Regions from separate parts of the Homo sapiens genome. Here region 2 is linked to region 1. Evidence: chromatin loops called from intact Hi-C (ENCODE). Cell type or tissue: OCI-LY7. All regions are shown on one strand.

Evidence for each region. Peaks named below come from ENCODE experiments on the same cell type or tissue, not always from the same donor. Only the 100,000 strongest peaks of a DNase experiment are listed, where the experiment ranks them.
Region 2: it touches region 1 in a loop (2.6-fold over the local background); 3 of 110 quality-filtered maps call a loop at or near these places.

Annotation. Positions count from the first base shown.
Region 1 is chr3:23,756,433-23,764,432 of GRCh38, forward strand. No RefSeq gene overlaps it. Among named protein-coding and RNA genes, the nearest start is that of UBE2E1, 46 kb to the right of the region's middle. RefSeq lists enhancers at 3,279-3,448, 3,961-4,597, 4,598-5,234, 4,819-4,868, 4,969-5,088 and a silencer at 6,834-6,883. In OCI-LY7, CTCF peaks have their summits at 4,067, 4,267, 5,206 and 5,410; DNase peaks (open chromatin) are centred at 4,109, 4,709, 5,179, 6,059 and 2 weaker places; H3K4me3 peaks cover 3,326 bases; H3K27ac peaks cover 5,249 bases.
Region 2 is chr3:23,439,135-23,447,134 of GRCh38, forward strand. All of the region lies in intron 3 of UBE2E2 (ubiquitin conjugating enzyme E2 E2), which reads left to right. Among named protein-coding and RNA genes, the nearest start is that of UBE2E2, 240 kb to the left of the region's middle. RefSeq lists an enhancer at 2,341-2,510 and a cis regulatory region at 2,426. In OCI-LY7, no CTCF peak of the experiment used is centred here; DNase peaks (open chromatin) are centred at 1,447, 1,817 and 3,667; H3K4me3 peaks cover 1,279 bases; H3K27ac peaks cover 2,268 bases.

The sequences.
Region 1 (8,000 bases):
CACACCACTCCTTGGCACGGCCTCTCAACTCCATCTCTGGACCTTGGGTGAATCTGCCAACTGCTCAGTGAAAATGACCTCCTTCTTTGCTCTTAAAAAAAAAAAAAAAAAACTGAAACTTACAGGAAAGTTGCAAGTACAGTACAAACATTGTTTTTGTTCCCAAACCATTTGAGAGTAAGTTGCAGACCTGACCTGATGCCCTGAAAATTCTAGTATACATTTCCTACAAACAAGGACATCCTTCTACATACACAATACAACCATTTTTAAAGTTAGGAAATTAACACTGATACATTACTACAAATCCTTGGGCCCCTTTCAAGTTTTGCCAGCAATCCCCACAATGTCATTTTTATAGCAAGTGGATTCAGTTCAAAATCCCGTGTTGCACCCAGCTGCCATGGCTTTTTGGGCTCCTTCAGTCTGGAACAGCTCCTTATTCTTTCTTTAATTTTTATGTCCTTGACTTTTTTTTTTTTTTTTTTTGAGACAGAGTCTCACTCTGTCGCCCAGGCTGGAGTGCAGTGGCACGATCTCAGCTCACTGCAATCTCCCACTTCCAGGAGTTCAAGCGATTCTGCCACCTCAGCTTCCCAAGTAGCTGGACTTACAGGCGTGTGCCACCACACCCAGCTAATTTTTGTAATTTTTTTTTTCTGAGACAGAGTTTCACTCTGTCGCCCAGGCTGGAGTGCAGTGGCACGATCTTGGCTCACTGCAACCTCCACCCTCTTGGTTCAAGCAATTCTCCTTCCTTAGCCTCCTGAGTAGCTGGGACTACAGGCACCTGCCACTGCACCCAGCTAACTTTTTGTATTTTTAGTAGAGATGGGGTTTCACCATCTTGGCCAGGCTGGTCTTGAACTCCTGACCTCGTGATCCACCTGCCTCAGCCGGCCACCCAAAGTGCTGGGATTACAGTAATTTTTTTTTTAGACAGAATCTTGCTCTGTCACCCAGGCTGGAGTGCAATGGTGTGATCTTGGCTCACTGCAACCTCCGCCTCCGGGTTCAAGCCATTCTCCTGCCTCAGACTCCCAAGTAGCTGGGATTACAGGCACCCGCCACCAGGCCTGGCTAATTTTTTTGTATTTTTAGTAGAGATGGGGTTTCGCCCTGTTGGCCAGGCTGGCCTCAAACTCCTGGCCTCAAGTTAACTACCCTCCTCGGCCTCCCAAAGTGCTGGGATTACAGGCGTGAGCCACTGCACCCAGCGTGTCTTCTGACATTTTTAAAGACTATAGGCCAAACATGTAGAATGCCCTCAATTTTGGTTTTCTCTTGTTTAGATTTAGACAGGAATATTGCAGAAGTGAAGCTGGATTCTTCTTATTGTGTGGGGTACAGTTTCCATTCATCCTATTCTGGGGGATGCTCACTTAGACCCCTTGATAAAGTGGTGTCTGTCAGACTCATTGCTACAAAGTGACTCTTTTCCCTTTCATAAGTATTTTGTGGAAATCCTTGAAACTATGTAAATATTTCATTCCCCATCAAACATTTAATTGAATTTTTATTTATATCAGAATGAGCTAGTGGTTTCTTTTTTTTTCTTTTCTTTTCTCTTTTTTTTTTCTTGAGACAGAGTCTTGCTCTGTTGCCCAGGCTGGAGTGCAGTGGCACCATCTCAGCTCACTGTAACTTCTGCCTCCTGGGTTCAAGCAATTCTCCTGCCTCAGCCTCCAGAGTAGCTGGGACTACAGGTGCGCAGCACCACACCCGGCTAATTTTTGTATTTTTAGTGGAGATGGGGTTTCACCATGTTGGCCAGGCTGGTCTCAAACTCCTGATCTCACGTGATCCTCCCGCCTCGGCCTCCCAAAGTCTGGGATTACAGGCTTGAGCCACTGCGCCCGGCCTATGGTTTCTTATTTTATTCATTGTGTTATATATAATCTGTTACTATCGTTACTTGTTTGCTCTGTCTGATATCTCAGCCATCCCACTGATGGAAAAGACTTTTAACCACATTTCTGTCCACAGAAATCTGTGTTTATTAAAAAAAAAATGTGCTGCATTCCTGTACAAGGGATGGTTGTTATCTGAGTATTTGTTACCCAAGTGCCTACAGTTATGACTTGCTTATGAAGCAAAAATTATTATAATATGAAACTATTTGCTAAGGGAATATGACACAGCCTATACACAAATAAAGTCTCTTCCTATTCCACAGCCGTTCTCACCCATCTCATTGACACCTCTGTGGTTTGTAGCACCTCCAAAATTATCATTCAAATTCAATGCAGATTGGTTCACAAAACGAACTTGCAAATCTTGCAAAGTCTCAGGGTTTCATGGAGTTCATGAAAGTAACATAGCAGGACTGCTCAAAGCCTTGAGACCAGATAACAGCTACCCAGGAGAAAATAGACCAGGGGGAGAAGACAATGTAAATGACAAGGGTTCAGAAAACTCCTTTAAAAATTGATAAGGCTGTCAAATACCTTTGTGGGGAAAAAAAATGACCTTCTTTATGAATGTGAAATAAAAGTCAAAAATGAAGTGAAGGATACCATTCAATTTTGTCAGAAAAAAAAGTTTAGATTCTTTGTTCTAATAATTAGCACATAGCCTAAACCATGATCTAAACTTTGTTAGAAGGTGAAGTTATTTTCAAAATTTTTTGTGTCCTCTTTTTTTAAATTAATTAATTTATTTATTTATTTTGAGACAGAGTCTCATTCTGTCACCCAGGCTGGAGTGCAGTGGCGCCATCTCGGCTCACAGCAACCTCTGCCTCCAGGGTTCAAGCGATTCTCCTGCCTCAGACTTCCTAGTAGCTGGGATTACAGGTGCCCGTCACCACGCCCGGCTAATTTTTTTGTATTTTTGGTTGAGACGGGGTTTCACCATGTTGGCTAGGCTGATCTTGAACTCCTGACCTCAGGTGATCCACCCACCTCGGCCTCCCAAAGTGCTGGGATTACAGTTGTGAGCCACCGCACCTGGCCAAGGTGTCCTTTTTTTCAAAATAAAATGCTAATCTATTTTTTTCCCCTCTATTTACTGTAAAGTTTCAGTCCCTTCAGTAAGTAGGTTTAATTTAAATGACTTTATCTTGGTGTCAGTATTCTGCAGGTCAGGACCCCTCCCTTGCATACAGTAGGAAACTTAAAGCTGCTGTGGCAAGAGGGTGGGCCTGTCCCCTTAGATGCTCCTTGCTCGTGTTAGCCATCTCCCAATCCTATGAGCCCCTCTCTCTCTCCTTCGCTTCCTCTGGCCCCATGCTTGCTTTTTACTTTCTGATCTCACTTTCCTCACTTATCAGAAGAGGAAAATATCCCAGTCCAACCAACTTCACAACAAGTCATTCTTATAGTCAAATGAGTTCATGGATAATAATAGTAGTCATGGCTGGGTGTGGTGGCTCACGCCTATAATCCCAGCACTTTGGGAGGCCGAGGTGGGCAGATCACCTGAGGTCAGGAGTTCAAGACCAGCCTGGCCAACATAGCAAAACCCTGTCCTTATTAAAAATACAAAAATTAGCTGGGCATGGTGGTGGGCGCCTGTAATCCCAGATACTAGGGAGGCTGAGGCAGGAGAATCGCTTGAACCCAGGAGGTGGAGGTTTTGGAGAGCTGAGATTGCGCCACTGCACTCCAGCCTGGGCAACAAGAGCAAAACTTTGTCTCAAAAAAAAAAAAAAAAAAAAAAAAGTAGTCACTAACATGTATTGAACCATCATTCTATGTCTGACCATGTGTTGAGAGCTTAACATAGACCACTGCAATTAACTCTCCCCAGACTTGTAAAGGTAAAGGCTGTTATTATCTTGCATTTTACAGAGAAGCAAACAGAGGCTCCAGGATGTTAAGTAATGTACTGAAGTTTTCTTAGTCTTTGGAGGAGTCAAGATTTACTTCAAGCATTTAACTACTAAACTATCCACGCTATAAAAGCGCTATGAGGACAGAATGGTATTCTATAAATATAGGCATCAGCATTATTATATTTCCCTGTGTATGCTCTGAACTCCCAAAGACACTGAATGATAAAGCAGAAATTATTAACAGGTCTTTTTTATGTGTATGACTGGTTGTTTGGACCCCAAAATATTCCACTAGTGGCACCCAGTGGCACCCATAGGCATTGATTAACCCCACTCAGAGTCTCTAGGCCTTGGAAGACCAATTTGACTGTGAGTGGTAAGATAGAAGCAGACTAACTCACCCCAAAGAACATTTTACATGGTCCCCAAGCCCTCCCCCAGCAGCTCTGGCAGAGATGAACCTAGTCACTCTGCCCTCACTATTGCAGGCCAAAGTGGCGGGGGCCAGGCACAATGACCTAAAAGGAAATTTGGTTCTGATAGACTAACAGAGGAGATAGGATATGTGTGGGGTTCTGTGCTTGGCGCTAGAATTTGTGGTTGGCAAATGCAAAGAGGCTGTTAAGTGCCCGCATATAAGATGATGAAGAATACTTCTTCCCTGTAAGTCTATTCTCAGCACTGGCAGGGGCCCCCTGCAGCAGGAAACGTTGGGTTTACAGGGCAGGGTCCCTTCCTCTGCTGCAGATGCCCCTGTTTAATGGCCCTCCCTCTGCTCAGGCTGAGAGGGCCTGACCCTCACGGGACAGAAGTCAGCCACTGCTGAGCTTTGCATTTTCAGGTCTTTCAAATGCATTGTGTTTGTCCCCAGCCAGCTTCTGCAGGGGCCCAGGTTGGTGAGTGGGTGCTAATTTGCCTAACAGGCAAAAGGGGGTTTGTGTATCACCAATGTCTTTTGGGAGGGAAATTACAACCTGCTGAAGGGGGAGCTGGAGGTGATCAAATGTGACTAAATGCGGTAAAACCAGCAACTTCACAACTTCTTGTTGTGAATGCGGTAAAACCACCAACTAAATGCGGTAAAACCGACTAAATGCGGTAAAACCACCAACTTCACCAACTTCTTCTGAGGAGACCAGCTGGGGGAAGGGGGCTGGAGGTAGAATTATACTTGTTGGCACAAACAGTGGGAAACTGGGAGAAAAGAAAGACCCCCAAACCACAGGCCTCCTTCTAATCTGGACCTTGAGTAGGAAGGAAGGATTTTGGGAAGGGTCCCCTTATCCTACAAATGAGGAAGCTGATATCTAAAAAAGCCTCAGGACTACAGCAAGTATGCCCTCATAGTAAACACAGAGCTGCAATCAATCCCAGGCCTCCTGGGCCCCAGGTCTGGACTTTTCCATCCCAGTGCTCCCTCTATGGGTTAACATCACACACCCAAGTTTGAGCAAACATTTAGTTGTAAAATGGCTGATGTGCACGTTCTAATGAATAAGCCACAGTTTAAGCACGTCAGGCAAGAAAACTTGGGGTAAGGCATCTATTTTAGAATGGTTGGGGGTGGATGTGGAGGACATATGTTGGTTTTCCTGCCCACCAGTGCCACCACTTACAGTGTTCAGGTGTCTGTCACACAGCACAATGTTGTCCTGCCAAGGAGTCAATTGAGTCAATATCCACCTTTAGTTCTGCTCACTCAACTATCTGTCCTAGGTGTGGGTTTTCTTCTGCCCAGAGGAAGGCAGGTCAAAGGTGCCATCTGCTCCCCAAGAAGTGGGGGCATAGGTCTGCATCAGCCTGGAGGGGGTGCCTGTTTCCAACTCACAAGGGTCCCACATAGGCTAGCTATGGCATCTTGCATCCATCCCTTCTTCTTTTGAAGCTGAAACACAATTTTCTTTCGTGGAGTCAGGCCCTACCCAATCTCAGTCCTGTGGTTTGATGGAGCAGACCCCACTCTCATCTTCAGGAATGGACCACTGACCCAAGCCTGTAGCCATTTTAAGGATGGGCACCTGACTTAGTGAGAATAACTACAGAATTATTGCTGGAACTGTTGATACCAAGCCAATCCTTTTCTTGGAGTTGCTAATCTCGGGAGAGGTGGAGGGAGCAGAAAAGAAGATAGCATTGCAAGAAGCCTCGGAATCAGTTGAGTCTGACCAGATTCGTCTTCTTATGGTTAGTTATACGAACCAATTCTCTGTTTTACTCAGGCTGGGTTAGGTTGACTCTCCCTGGCAACCAAGAGAATTCTCACCAATACAATGAGAAAGCGGAAGTTTCACCTTAAATGAAAGCTCCTCTAGCATCCTCTAGCAGATTTGTCAAGAGATCGTTCCAAATCTGAACCCATCCTAAAAAGGCATCCCTGTCCCCCCGGGCTTGTTGGAAAGACAGGATTGTGAAGGGCCTGTCCCACAGGCATGTAAATTACGTTGAGGTTTATTTGCCTACACTTGCAATATCTATTCTTTCACTTCTGGTGGTTCTAGAAGATGCTGGAGCACTTATCCCTCAGGTCACTAACAACACTGTCAAGAAAAGACCCACATTTTAAATTCCATTTAGTCCATTTCTGCAGAGCTGGGTAACCAAATGAGACAGCCATGGAAAATATATGACTTCCATTATTATGACGTGGAAAACAGAGCTGTCTAATTGCTTTTGTCCACTGGTGTATAAAGATTGAGACCAGATGTGTTTAAAAAAAAAAAAAGGAAAAGAAAGAAAGAAAAAAAAGGGCTTGAGTTGGCCGTTGCTTTGAACAAAGCAGTCTGATTTCCTCTCTTTCTCTCTCTCTCTCTCTCTGGGAAAGACGACATGAAAGTGTTTTAACTGCTTGTAATTTTTCATAGCCTCGTTGATTTTGCTTTTCACAGAAGATGAAATTGTGAAATTGGCCTTGAAAACTTTATTTTCGCTTTCCTCAATTCAAAGGGACAATTGTGGAAGGAAAGAACTGAGCTGCTTGCCAGACCCAGCGCACTCCTTTTTCTCTGGACAGCTGCTGCTTTGCAGAGGGTCGTGGGAGGAGGTGAGTCCTAACGCAGATCAGACCCTCCTTCCCTCAGCCAGCCGCTGGGGAGTAGAGTCTTCGCATGTAAATCCACAGGAATGGATGAGATGATGATCGGCTTTAAATAGAACCACCCAGGGCCCAGCTTCTGTGTTTCATTTTCCAGAAGAGCCCCTAAATCTGCTTCAACATTTTTTTAACCTCTCCAGTTATTTTTAGCACACGCAGCCAACAGAGCTCAGCAGGCCCGTGGAGGCGCTAACATGTCCCCCAGTTCATCTCCTTCTGCAAAGGTGCATTTGAAGCATGAAAAATAAAAAATAAAAAATACGTGCGGACCCAAAGAGGTGATGATTTAGAAGCCAGGTTACATGGCCCTGCTGCTCTGTATCAAGCGAGTGCTGCCCACTGGAAATACAATTCTTTTAAAGATTATATCATTATTTTCAAAATTAATTTTTGAGGCCGGGCGCGGTGGCTCACGCCTGTAATCCCAGCACTTTGGGGGACCGAGGCGGGCGGATCACGAGGTCAGGAGATGGAGACCATCCTGGCTAACACGGTGAAACCCCGTCTCTACTAAAAACACAAAAATTAGCCGGGCATGGTGGCAGGCGCCTGTAGTCCCAGCTACTGGGGAGGCTGAGGCAGGAGATTGGCATGAACCCGGGAGGCGGAGCTTGCAGTGAGCCGAGATCGCGCACTGCACTCCAGCCTGGGCGACAGAGCGAGACTCCATCAAAATAATAATAATAATAATAATAATTATTATTATTATTATTATTATTATTGTCTGAAGACTAATAAGAGTATGCATGGTAGATTGGGAAAAGAGGAGGCTCCCACAGCAGCAATTTCCTGAGGGTCGCAGTAACCATGGATCACGGTGTTGAGCCAAACCTGGGAAATGGGAAGGAACGGAAGCAGGATTCCTCCAGAAAACCTCATAGGGCTTCTGCAGCCCCGCTCCCAGTGGCCAGCAGAGTCACTTTCTCATTTACTGGAGAAGTTGGTAATTTACTGCTCCCTATGCAGGGGTTTCCCTCCCATTCCAGGGTCTGAAGCTATGTAGTTGCATCTCAGAATATTTACAGGGATCTCATAGTTCCACAGGGGTCTTTGCTATTCTCTGCTAGAGCCCCCCATAGTTCATCTCTAATTGGGGCAAAATAAATACTTTTAATTAATTTCCCTCACATTTTT
Region 2 (8,000 bases), 320 kb before region 1:
AATTTCTTGACATTGAATTCATGATGTTTTGCTTTTAACATGTGATTTTTAAAAAATACTGTTATGTGTACAGGGGAAGGCTAACCTGAGACTTTCCCTTCATGCGTATTCTTCCTGTGCACTGCAAAAGGAAACTGTGTGACTGCTTTCCTTCCTGACTGGCCATCACATAGGGTTACTGGCAGATGCCAGGAATCCAAGGACTAAAGGAATAAAGGGTGTGTGTTATAGTACCTGCGCTAAGAGATACTGTCAAACTCAGAGGCACCCCTCCTCCTCCATGTCTTAACCCTAGAATTGTTTTAGAACTTCTTATGGATAAGTGTTTGGATTAAGGGAGATCTGGGAAATGGGATTTGAATTTTAAGCAAGTGAGCCCTGGGGATGGCTAGCTGCCCAAAGTCTCTAGGACCCCAAAGAGATTATGAGAGAGAACGTTGAGAGGTCTGGAATGAATTATACATACTCTTATAATGAACTTTCTCCAGCTTGTCCTTGAGCAGCTGTCTCCATCCCATCCCTCAAGTGCTTTGGAACCCACATCTTATAACAATGGAAAGATAGATAACCTTTTATTTTAATGTGTTTATTTTTATTTTAATGTATTTAAGTAGTTTAAACACTTTCAGCGAAAACGCATTGTATTTCTCACTCCATTCCTCAATCCAGATGTATAACTAAAGTACCATAGTGCTGTCCATTATTAGCCCATTTTGTGTTTTAACCTATACAGTTTGAGGAACAAGAAACCTACCTGACATCAAGATTATACTATCAGTGAAGCCAGAGAAGCTATACTTATTCATTGTAGACATTCTTATCTTTTTAAATTTTTTATATTAAAAAAAAAAAAGAGGCTGGGCATTGTGTATCACGCCTGTAATCCCAGTGCTTTGGGAGGCCGAGGTGGGTGGATCACGAACGAGGTCAGGAGTTCAAGACCAGCCTGGCCAAGATGGTGAAACCCCATCTCTACTAAAAATACAAAAATTAGCCAGGTGCAGTGGCAGGTGCCTGTAATCCCAGCTACTCGGAGGGCTGACGCAGGAGAATCGCTTGAACTCAGGGGTCGGAGGTTGCAGTGAGCCAAGATCACGCCACTGCACTCTAGCCTGAGTGACAGAGTGAGACTCTGTCTCAAAAGAAAAAAAGGAAAAATAATGGGGTCTCACTATGTTGCCCAGGCTGGTCTCAAACTCCTGGACTCAAGCAATCCTTGCATCTCGTCCTCCCAAAGTGCTGAGATTACAGGCATGGGCCATTGTACCCGGCTATCTTATCTTCTTTATATAGATATCTAATAAGATGTAAAATACTGACCTGCATTATCTCCATGTTAACATTTACACTTCAAAATCTGTAAACGGACCCACGTTCATACGCGTGAACAGAAATCTTTCAGCAACAAAAGAGAAAATTGTATTTCTCGATAGAAAGGAAGTGGTCAGATCATGCCAGCCAAACAAATCTGTCAGGCTTTGAAATATAGAACCGTTAGGTAAGATACTGAGAAAAAGGATAAAGTAAGATCAGCCTAAATGTTTCAGTCTAGTTAAGTTGATTTGTATATTACTTAGAAATTTCATTTTCAGGGAAATAGTTTTCAGATTTAAATAACTGTAAAGAGCTGAGTTATTCTTTGACTTGGATTTAAAAAAAAAGAAAAAAAGTGTCCTGAAGTCATTTCCTGCCAGTTTGTCCCCCCAACTTTTTTTCCTGCTCTTCCTGTAACTGGTTCTTGTTACGGCAATGTAGCTGTATATTTAAATCCTAAGAGACTCGCTTATTGTGAGTAGGCAGGGTCAGTAGTCTGCTGAAACAAGCACAGGAAACTTGAAACACCTAGGGGCTATTTTAAAAATCCCTTGCCACTGACATTTTAGTTAGAATTCTAAAGAGAGAATGGGCTGTTTGGATACTGAGCTCCAGTACAAAAGAGCTGGGGTTTTTACACCGACTTGCAAACCACTAAAATCATTTGACCTGGTGTTGTGTCACTTGGGTATTCTGAAGCATCAGATGAAAACTAATATCCACCCTGCAAGGTTGGCAGGCAACAATTGTACCTGTGAAGTGAGCATCTATCAAAGAATTGGGGAAGGAAGGCCGGGCGCAGTGGCTCACGCCTGTAATCCCAGCCAGTACTTTGGGAGGCCAAGGCGGGCAGATCACGACGTCATGAGATCGAGACCGTCCTGGCTAACACAGTGAAACCACGTCTCTACTAAAAATCCAAAAAAAAAAAAAAAAAAAAATTAGCTGGGCATGGTGGCGGGCGCCTGTAGTCCCAGCTACTCGGGAGGCTGAGGCCAGGGAATGGCGTGAACCCGGGAGGCAGAGCTTGCAGTGAGCCGAGATCGCGCCACTGCACTCCAGCCTGGGCGACAAAGCGAGACTCCGTCTCAAAAAAAAAAAAAAAAGAATTGGGTAAGGAAACTTAATGTGTGGAGGAGATGCCACCATCTCTGAAGCACAGACTTTGTTAGAGGAGCTCACTGACTTGTTCCTAATAGTCATGTGGTTGGGGCAGGCCTCTAGCACTGCTGACAGGTAGCATTGATTCTGTCTCATCTTTAAGTTATAGCGTATTCAGTATTGCTTTATGCTATTATTTTTGAAAGGAAGTTGTTAACTGTACAACACTTTAGGTGATATTATGAGCTAACTATTTTAAATATATCATTTTTTTTAATTACCAAAAGCAGTGTCAGAAAATGAAACTCTTCATTTGGGTCGTTTAAAACACATTTGCTTTTGGTGTACCACTTATATTCAAAGACGTTTCATATTTATTTAAGTACTTTAAGAATGTTATTACAAAGCCTTGCTTTGTGATTTAAATTGAAGTTCCCTAGTGTTCATATTGTTAGTTAGAAATTTAGATTTTAGTTCTGTGACTTTTATATTGTTGATTGTAACTTTGGACTTATGTGGCCTGTGTAATACATGCTACAAAAATAAAATCTGGGAGTAAAAGAACATATGTATATTTTAATAAAGACCTCATTAAACATTAGTAACAATAGGATAAGGAATATTAACTGAAACAGACAGGAAATCAGGGTGAAGATCAGGCAGAACTGATCCTTTTATTTACACCAAACTAAATGCACTAAAGAGAAGTTTTAATGAACTTAAGGAGAATACCAAAACATTTCTAAATTTAAAAAAAAAAATGAATCCTGCTACTGATGGGTATATAGCATTAATCTCCCACCCAACCCCCCAAAAAGGACTTGTCTGGCTTCTTGTAAGAGAGGGTGATATTTCATACCTTAATCTTGTGATTAATTCCAAGTATTAAGATCTGTCTTCTGATCCTAAGTGTTCGTAAAGACATATAAAGCATTTTTATGAACTCTTATGCCCTCCTATGTGTAAGGAAGAAAGTCTTACTATGAAGTATAGTTTTAAGTATACTAAATTAAAATGCCTTACATAAGGCACTGAGCTTTCTGTGTTGTTTTCTATAAGATCTTATAAAAGCCTGTTTTATGAGCTTTTATTTTTTGATGTCAGAGCGTTTTTTAAAATCCAAAAGAAATTTTCAAAAGGTAGAATTTTGTAAGTGAATAACTTAGCCAGCCAGATCATCCTTTCCTCAGTCTGTATCCACTACCAGTTTGCCTTCCAGAGATGCATAGATAAGGGGGCGTGGTTACTGATTCTTCTGCTTTCCTGTAGCTCTGCCTGGGGTTTCCCCTCAGAGGAATGTGGTTTGAAAAACTTCCTCCATCACTACTTTGTTTGCAGTATGTATTATTTAATTTTCTTTGATAATATATCAAATATCTATATTAATAATTGAACCAAATTTAGTAATTTAAAATTAACAGCTTGTATATTAGATGTATATTACCTGTGTCCCCTACTAAACTCCCTCACAATAACAACAGTACTTTCCAGTTTTCTACTCACCTCTCTGGCCACACAGCATTCTTCTTTTCTGGCCATTATCCCTCTCGTGGCCATTAATGGACCAAGTGTTAGGTCTTCTTCTCTTTTCTCTTCCTACTCTGTCTTTCCCTCTGAGTGATCTCATCTCTGCCTGTGGTTTCACTTACCACCTCTGAACTCCAGAGGAATGACCTCAAATATCATAAAGGCACCACAGACTATTAGATCTGTCTTAGCTCAGCTTCCCCACTAAGAAGAGCCGGAAGCAGAGCAGCATGTGCTGTTTATTAGGGAACATAATCCCAAGAAGTAGAGTGAGAAACAAGGAGAATATGGTTTGGTAGGGGTGGAGAGTCAATACATGGATAAGCTATTGTGGTACCTGCCACCACTCAGTCCTGTAGGTTCGTTCCTGAAAACTCTCATAAACTGTGCTTTAAGACTGTACCTTGTGAGAGAAGAAAGGAGGAAGAATTTTTTCATTAGTTTCTGTCTCCCATTGGCCAAAGATTCATCTTTCAGTATATTAATTCCTCCATGGGGGTATGCAAGTGGGGAATCCAAAGCAGCGTCAACGCAGATGCCATAGAGTACAAGGCAAGAACTGCCCCCCGAGGCATGAGGCAGGGAACTGTCAGATGTACCTATGTGAAATTGGTGCTGGTTAGACAGCTGGACTAAGATACAAGTAAGGTTGAGAAGATCTGAATGATGCATAAAAGATGCCCAGTATAATACACCCCTTTAACCACTGAGATCCATTCAGGCTCTACATTATACGTAGCTTCCATACTACGATATGAGGCCTCCATTTTTGTGAGAATAAGATGCCTTCACTTCATCCCTGAGATCAGAGGTTATGTGCAATCAGTAACTGAATCCCCTTCAAGGTGGAGCCCTGCCACACTGTCCGAAAGACTTTAGACGGGACAGTTAGAGAAACAAATTACAGTCCCTTCTGCTGCAGCTGACCGTGAGGCAGTAATTGATACACATCTTCTATCACTCATTTTAGGTTTTCTTCACCAGTTTTGTTTTTTTTTTTTTTTTTGCCAGCTTGTGTTGCTTGCCTGCTGAAATAAAATATGACTTATGTCCCTCAAATGTCTGAGCCCTTAGTTGCCTTGCTGTTGTTGATCCATGGTTGTTGAAATATCCCATTTATTGTAACCGCTGGCTATGGAAGCACCACGAGATACCCCAGTGAATCTCTCAAGTTCTGGACATATTTCTTCTTCCCCCATTGTGTAGCTGCAGTCTTTGCTTCTTGTGGTGGTCCAGATTGAATATTCCTAGCAGTAACCTGACTCCCTTTTTTCTACTGATGTACTGGCTTGAGGAATTCAAAGTATCCCAGCAGTATAGTCAGATCTTCAAGTTTATTGGAACTCTTACATGTCCACTGGTGGAAACAATCACCCCTTAACCCCATCTGGAAGTCAGAACCTCTACCTTAGTAGAGATGAAAGTAGGATGGGTAGAAAACACAAGTTTCACAAAGTCAACCCTACTGTCATCCTTCAGTTCCCAGACCTAAGTATTGAAGCTGTTTATAACACAGCACCCTGTAATGGCCATTGCTTCAATGCATATGCATATACCATACCCTGGAGGGCAGTGCTCCAACACTGCAGGAAGTCATCTTCAAGATGTCTCTTCAGCTGATATTTTTTAATAGGCTATTCTGCCTACCTATTGGGCCAGCTGTTATTTGTGAATGGAGTGTACGGTAAAGCAAATGGATTCTAAGGGGATGTGCCCATTGTCATACTTCTTTAGTTATAAGATGGGTACTTTGGGCCTAAGACAGTGTTTGGTGGGATGCCATGTTGATAGATCAGTTATTTTATAAGCCCTGGAATGGTGGTGGTAGCAGAGGTATTGGGAGCTGGAACTAAATCCATGTTCAGATTAGGTATTAATTCTGTAAAGACAAATCATTGCCACCCTGCCACCAACTCTTTTACTCCCTCTACCTCCCCACTCCCATGTAATCTTATGCCAAGTGATCGGTTTCCTTGAGTAATGATGTCATATTGAGTGGTTGTCATCAGTCTCTTTCATTGGCAGTTTACGCATTTAGCAATAGCTTTTCAACATTGGTGAGAGGAAGCACCTTGGCCACTCTATTATGGGCTCACTATGTCAACTCTGTGGTGGCCCAAGTGGAAGGCTGGCTGACAGCCATAGAATAAAGTATCCTATTCACCTCATTGTTGATATTAGACAACACACATGTTGACATGCTCCATTTTGGTAGATACCTCCTGGTAGTTATTGTGAGACACACAAATGCCCCTGATTTGTGCCCAATTCATTTTTCCAGACCTCCTTATCACATCATCTTTCACTGTTGTTTTCTAGGCCCCTGATCAAACAGCCAGACACCATTTACCACTGCCAATGAATCAGAGTATATCTGTAGCTCAGGTCATTTCTCCCTCCATTTGAAATGGATGACCACCACATATACTGCTCCGGTTGTTCTCATCTGCCAAACTTCTTTTACCACAGTTCTTTAGGTCTGCTCCTGAATAAGGCTGCAGTGCAACAGCAGTTCATATTTGGCTAGATCGGAAATCCTTTTTGCCTTGACAGTTGGTCATGAAGGAGAAAGGCGTTAGTGATGTGGGAGTCTGAGTTACCTGTGAATGTAATTTTTTCATGCCTCCTGAATGTGCCTGTGCCTAATCCCAAATATACCATTTCCATCATACAACGGGTTGTTTCTCTGCCCGTCTTGCTACTCAGTGGGTACTTTAAGTCACAGACTTATTTGTTGGCACATAGTGAGGCATGCAAATTCTCTTAGGGCCCTGTAACATACTAGGATTTGTTTTTCTAGCAGAAAGTTCTTCTCTGCCACTGAACCCCAAGGATCAGCATTGTGACTTCTCTTTTGGTGCTTGCCAGAGACTCCACAGCATTTTTATCCGTCAATGATAGGTCTTCAGCCTGGGGGAACAGAGAGAGACCCCATTTCTTAAACAGAGAAAAAAAATAGGTCTTGTACCATGAGATCCATTGGTCACAGATGCACCATAGCTGGGACCTGCTACAGAGTCTTCTTTATCACACTCGGTCACTCTTGAAACTGGCATCCTTCGGGGTCTCTGATAAATGGATCAAAACGGTGTTAAAAGTACTGCATATAAATATACAGCCTCCAGGATCAAAGAAGGTCCACCTTTTTCTTAACAGTAGATTTGAGAGATGCAAAAACTTGTTTACCTTAAAGAGGATGTTCTCAGCATGGCCTGGAGCCCTGAACTCCTTAAAAAGTTTGGCAGTGTGTGCCCATAACCCTTAATTTTTGTGAAATGTCTGCTATGTGTATTTTACTTAAGCTGGCTAGGGTACTTTCCATTTTGTGCTAACCAGATGCAGTTAGTATGCTATCATGAATATAATGGAATGTGAAGATATCCCGGCTGACTGAATTTTGAGTGAGATCGTAAGAGTTAACATTGCCCTGGGGAAGGATATTATGGTCTCTTTGCCATTGTGAAAGTTACCTGCCTTTCATCTTCCCTACTGATAGGGACTGAGAAGAAAGCATTCACCATATCAGTAGCTGAGTACCAAATTGATACCATATCTGGCATGCCAGTTACTACTGGGGATTCTACCAGTTTAAGGTTACAGTTATTCATTATCCGTCTGTTTGGTTTTTTTTTTTTTTTTTTTTTATCCGTAGGGTCATAAAAGGTATAGAAAGAGAATATGGTGAGGACCACCACCCCTGCATCTTTAAGTCTTTGATAGTGCTCTTCTCTGTAGTTCCCGAGACTTGGGTCAAAACTTTATTAATTAATTGGCCTCCATAAACCCTCACTCTGACCAGAAGAGCGTGCTGGCATTTCAGGTCCCCCAGTATTGGTGTAGTTTAGAACTCAATTGTAATAGGCCTCAAAAAGTTTGGGATTTCCCTTTCCCCAGTGCAGTTATCCATGCAAAACAGTCCTTACATGCTGTTTCCTCTGCCTGACACATTTCATTCTCCCTGCTTTCCTTAGGTATTATCTGATTTCCCTGACTAGGTCAGATCAGCCATATGTTACTAAATGATGTGCATCTTTTTTTCAGTACTTACAACAGTAGTA